Linked DNA regions of Mus musculus: region 1 is linked to region 2. The links are chromatin loops, found by intact Hi-C in ENCODE. Cell type or tissue: heart. All regions are shown on one strand. Each heading gives the region's core, and the rest is flanking DNA. Links, peaks and the distances in the headings are about the cores only. Region 1 holds the start of Kcnmb1 (potassium large conductance calcium-activated channel, subfamily M, beta member 1). Region 2 has its middle 5.3 kb from the start of Foxi1.

Region 1 (2,909 bases), core at 298-2,797, 250 kb before region 2:
CAAACACACACATATCACACACACATGCACAAATCATTTAAGCACCACACACACATGCAGGCACATGCACACTAATAAATCTCCAGTTGCTATGAGGCAACTAAACAGGTAGTTGTCTCTCTAGTTAGAGTCAGTGACTAAAGGGGGATGGGGTGCTGTTCACCCCCCAGAGTGTCAAGGAGCCTTGAGTGACAACTTTCTTTCTGGGCCTTAGAGGGCCCTGATTATCAGGTGTTAGGCTTAGGTGAGAGGTGCTAACACCTAGTGATCAGGAATATCTAAGATGCACCCACTGCCCTGGGCCTGGGGACACCAGAGGCTACTTCTAGAACTTTAGGTGGCTGGAGACATAACAGAGGTATGGTTTGAGGTGTTAGAACAGTCCCTTGGTGGCAGAGATGGCTGGGATTTGACACTGGGAGGGGCCAACTTCCAATCTGTCTCTGTTCATCAAGTAGAGAAACTCTGGACCAGGCATCAAGTTCTGTGCAGATGACTAGCAGGGCACCAAGGTGTAAGGAGGGCGGGGCGGGGGCGGGGCCGGGGTTGGGGCAGGGGTGGGGCGGGGCTTGTTCTTGCTTTCCCAACTCTTACAGTGCTCTCTTTATCCACAAGGACCCGGAGTGCAAAAGCAGGTTTGCCCCCCACCCCTACCTCCAGTACCAATGTTCAGTTGTCGTATTGGCTGCAATAACTTTCTGCCTATGAAGCAGAGTCAGTCTGTGGGAGGTCCCCAGCATGGCACTGTCCCTGGACCTGGACGGCTGGCCGGAAGCAGCTGTGGGACCCACCGCTACCAGCCTCAGCCCCAGTGGTCTTTAAAAGGCGGAATTTCCTCCTTTCTCTGAACTCCATCTCTAACTTAACAATCCAGAATAAAGTTAAGTTTTCAAAATGCTATTAATTATAGAAGGGAGAAGACAGAGGTCCAGAGAGGTTCAGTGACTTGTTCAGAGTCACACAGGAAGTCAGGGACAAAGGTGGGAGGCTTTGGCTGCACTGGTGTGGATATAACATGGGCTAGTGACAAGCCCAACCCCTCTACCTCCCTCCCCTGCACTACACAAGGAAGATCATTTCCTATTCCTGGCTTCTCTGCCAGCCTGAAAGACGGAGTGTAGAAGAAACATTTTTGTACATATATCAGGATGGCCTTGTGGGGTGGGTAATGGCTTTTGCTGTTTGACATCTGTTTCCCAGGAGACTCTGGGAAATGCAGGGGCAGAGTCCCCAACAGCAGCTGAGGGCTGTGAGGCTAGGTACCTGCTTGTGGAGTTTTTATCCCGGGGCAAGCTGTGTGCTCAGACTTGACCATGTTTGGGCATGGAGGCTCGACCCAGATGGGACTGAGACTGCTTCCCTGGAGACCAGCTGGGAGACCAAACTTCCTGCTAGAGCTCCCAGGCCTGACTTGGGGTGGGGGTGGGGGTGGGGCGAGTGGAGAGAAACCATCTGCCAGCCAGCGGAGACCCAGAGAACTGTGAGTGCTACATCCCAGAGAGCTTGGGAAGGGCTTCTAGGAAGCCGGGGCTGAGGGGAGATGGTGGGAGACAGCAGCCTGTGATGGCATGGATAGGGTGGTGAAAATCCCTACCTCTCCTGATGCCCATCAGAGTTCTGGCACCGGAGGGCCTGCCTGGCCTGTTGACCCTGGTCTGGGCGTCTCTTTTGTGGCCAGCCAGTCAGGACCAGTGTTGTCACTTGTCATCAGGATAGGGATCGACAAACAGGCCTGGCAGAGTGCACCAAGCTCCTTCAATTCCTCAGTTAATGATGGCGCCTGTTTATGGAGGGCATCACTTATTTATGAGGTGACGCTCAGCAGTGTTGGTGGGTCTACATCAGGACCCTGAGGAGGGCACTATTGTTCTTGTTTTAACAGTCATATGGTTGCTAAGTAGAAAAGCCAGGACTCGGTCTTATATCTGATGGCCTCTCTTCTCTAAACTCCCCCAAAACCCTTACATACTCTATCCCCAGTCCTTCTAAGGAAGAGATCAACAACCCAACAGTTATGCCACATAGGACTCTTCTTTAACCCTTTCCAACTTTCCTAGATCAAGCCCAGACCTCAGGTGACTTTTCTACAGAATTCCATCCAAGGAGTCCTGAGATACTTAATGTTTCACATCCGGCATAGTCTCCCTGAAATCTCTTCTGTTATCATGGAAACCCATTTCTTCCTGTCTCAGGCCACAGTGCATATCAGAGCTTCATATCCTTCTTGCTGGAGGTTCTCATTAGGCCCATCCCAGATTCCCACCTAAGCTTTACATTTAAACTGAACTCACTTCATGTAGCTGGTGAGCCATCGGGACATTACAGGCACAACCAGTCACAGGAGCGAGACCTCTCAGGAACAGGTGACATCCTTCCTTCCTTTCCCTTCTGAGCTTCCATGCTGTAGCCTTGAGCAGACTCCTGCTGTCATTTATCTTGGGAATGCTCAGGAGTCTAGGAGGGCTCACTGGAAAAAGCCAGCACCACAAGGAAATCCCCTCAAGTGTACTGGGCTTCTCCTGGAGATAATTGGTGATAATGGATCCTGAGTATTTAAAAGCTAACTGTAGGCTGTTACCAGAGGCCAGAGCAGACCTCTGTAAGAAAGCTCCATGTAAGTTGCAAAGCTCCACGTATTATCATACTTAAATAAGAGCAATGTTGTTATTTGGTTGCATCCCCTCATGCCTGCCTGCCTTCCTTCCTTCCTTCCTTCCTTCCTTCCTTCCTTCCTTCCTTCCTTCCTTCCTTCCTTCCTTCCTTCCTTCCTTCCTTCTTATGAACCTATCACTTGGGCTAATCTCACTTCTCTTTGCCTTCTTGGTGCTAGAAATGACTGTTGCCTCCAGTGGCCATGGGGAAGAAGCTGGTGATGGCCCAGAAGCGCGGAGAGACACGAGCCCTCTGCC
Region 2 (2,909 bases), core at 220-2,719:
GGGAGGACGCTCTGGGGAGAAGGCTAACATTATGTCTTCCTCTATTTGCTCTGCCATTTGGGTGTAATGCCGCTGGAGGGAAAGAGGAAGGGTCTGTCACTGTTTCTGGAGTGTCTTCCCAGCATTCAACTGCTGTCCTTACTGGTCCAGAAGTCTCATGCTTTGCAGAAAGAAGACCTCACAGTACCTACCCATGGGACAGTCATGCATTTTTAGAGATCTGATATCAGCTTACCTACCAAAAGGATGAACCTCACTACTAGGGATTTTCACAAACAATGGTTCACTTAATTCTCTGGATCACATTGTGAAATGAGCATTTGGTTCTCTTGCTTAGAGCATGGTACAAAGGCACAGGGCAGGTGAATAACCATAAAGGCAGAGAAAACCAAACAGGTGAGAACTGACCTGTGCACTGGGGGTCAACAGTGGGTCACATGCAGCACAGACAGGGAGCAGAGAGGCCAGGCTTTGTCACTAGACTTTGAGTTTCCCTCTTACTCCTAAGATAATTACGATGCCTTAGATTGCAGACTAATGGTTCTGGGCCTCATTTTCTTCATGGGTAAAGTGAAGAAATCCAGCCACTTCTAAGTGCTGCTTCAGGACTACACAGCGGGGATGCAGACACAGTAAAGTCAAGTTCTCATTTGGGATGCAGGAGCTTTAGGTAATGGGAGATGCTGATGTCCCACCAGCTATGGTTACAGTAGCAGAGGCTCACACTTTACCTGTCCTCTGCATTGGCCTTTGGTGGGGGCTCTGAGGGCTTGTCCTCCTTTCGACACATGAAACACAAATAGCATCCTAGGTTTTGAAGAGATTCTTGGTGTAGAATCGGGCTGTGATGGGGGAAATCCCAGAAAGAACTAGTTTAAAGTCATTGCATTATAGTTTTCTCATCTGCAACAAGATAGAATACAGTCTCGGTGCTTGCCTCCTCTCTACAAATGGCTCCCTAGAGAGACAACCAGCTCTTGCCTGGTTCTTCTACCCTGCCTAATTAGCAACACTCACAAGAGCCATGTCTGAGGTATTTGGGGACTGGGTGCAGGGACGATGTCTGTGCCCCAGGGAGGGGTTGGTGGAAGTCTAGCTGGGGTGTTCACCATGCTGAGGGTTACCTTGGTGTTCTCTGTTTTCTGGTGGCTAATGAGTTTAGGAAGAAATATAGGTCAATACCGCCCTCTGGCGGTCTTTTCTTTAAAAGCAGGCAAGAGATTCTTGAATGGAAGTTTTAGGACAGACCAATGGTTTAAGTAAGGGCAGGAGACTCAAGTGAACGTGTGGTGGTCACAGGACAAGACAAAGAACATTTTATTAATGAATCACACCCTTTAGGGAAAAAAATCCCTTGTCTCTTTGCCGTGGCATAGTAAGTACTTGGTTGGAATGAAGTGGAGTCTATAGGAGGCAGCCGGCCATGTTTAGATTGCTGAATTATATTCCTATGGTTGTGTTTTCTGAGTGTCTTGGTGCTGTTTAGCTTCAGAGCTTCCAATTTCTCATTCCTAGAATCTGCTGCAAAGACTGAAGGAAGTAACACAGCCTAAGAGGCCACACATGAACAGAAATCATTCTGCCCATGACTTGCTTGGGCTTGGCTGTCTTCATAGAGCTCCTAAGACTTACACCTCACCTGGGGTGACTGTGTTGGTGCTGTTTGGCTTATTTAGTATGTCTTTCAATTGTTGCTTTTTTATTTTAAATGTGGTTAGCTTAAAGATTAAATTCTGGGAATCTCCTGGAACCGGACCATCAGTTGTAAGTACCATCTGCTATGAGTAGTTAATACAAGTTCTTTAGATCGAGTACTGTTCTGGGCCCGAACTCACCCAATTTCATAAGCAGACATAAAATAACTCCCCCCACAACAATTTTCTCACTGGAGTTATTAAGAGTCAAATATAAGAAAAAAAAAAACCCAGCATGGTCAATTGTGCTGCTTCTTATAAGGGTTTGGGCTATGAACCCTGACTACCAAAAGGATTGCAATTACAAACTCTAAAGAGATGAAGTAATATAAATCACTATACAAGGTGGAATGCTGTCTGCTCTGGGAGTTTGGCGGGCTTCAAATTTCTTTTTCAAGAGGAGCCTAAAGTTCCTGCTCCAATCTTGCCTTCTCTGTCCTCCTCCCCCTCCTCCTCTCCCTCCTCCCCCTCCTCCTCTCCCTCCTCCCCCTCCTCCTCTCCCTCCTCCCCCTCCTCCCCTCCCTCTTCCCCCTCCTCCTCCCTTTTTCCCCCTACTTCCCCTCTTCTTCTCTCTCCTCTCCCCTCCCCTCCTCCCATCCTCCTTTCCTCTCTTCTCCTCCGCCCCCATCTCCTTCCTCTTCTTCCTCCTCTTCCACTCCCCCTCCTCCTCCTTCCCCTTTACATCATCACTTTACATCATCATCACTATCCCTCTGCTCTTGACCTAATCCATACTCTTTGATCTAAAGCCAACTCTGAGGAGAACCCCTTGGGAAAGAAATGCTAGATTGAAGCTGGTACCTTACGCTCCAACAGACACTCAACCTGGGCCTCACTCCTCTCCCCAAATAGTCACCTTCCCAAACCATCACTAACATGAGCCAATGGTAATTTGCAGAGGAAGCTAAGGTATGTGTATGTACAGAATACAGTCACACATCACATAATGCCTTCTGGTCAAGGATGTGATTCGTATCCCACACACAGCGGCAACTCCATAGGCTACAGTGGAGCTGAGAATCCCTCCAGCCTACCTATGTCTTATAGCTGAGATAATGCCAGAGAGACACATGCCCTGTGTGTTTGTGTGGTGGGTATACATACAGAGCTCTGCCTGTCATCTGAGCAAATATTACCCACAGTATGTACAGCACATAATACTCAATGGTAAACGACCTTGTTATGTTTATGTACTGTACCATGCTGTGCCTGTAT

What was found. Peaks named below come from ENCODE experiments on the same cell type or tissue, not always from the same donor. Only the 100,000 strongest peaks of a DNase experiment are listed, where the experiment ranks them.
Region 1: it touches region 2 in a loop (4-fold over the local background); 18 of 42 quality-filtered maps call a loop at or near these places.

What each region holds. Positions count from the first base shown.
Region 1 is chr11:33,961,847-33,964,755 of GRCm38, forward strand. Kcnmb1 (potassium large conductance calcium-activated channel, subfamily M, beta member 1) reads left to right here and starts at 1,167. Exons shown (of 4, transcript NM_031169.4): 1 at 1,167-1,480; 2 at 2,831-2,909. The coding sequence starts at 2,855. It also overlaps a transcript of Kcnip1 not described here. In heart, for the core only: no CTCF peak of the experiment used is centred there; a DNase peak (open chromatin) is centred at 1,395; H3K4me3 peaks cover 717 bases; H3K27ac peaks cover 2,242 bases.
Region 2 is chr11:34,211,927-34,214,835 of GRCm38, forward strand. No RefSeq gene overlaps it. Among named protein-coding and RNA genes, the nearest start is that of Foxi1, 5.3 kb to the left of the region's middle. In heart, for the core only: a CTCF peak has its summit at 1,197 (motif pointing left); no DNase peak of the experiment used is centred there.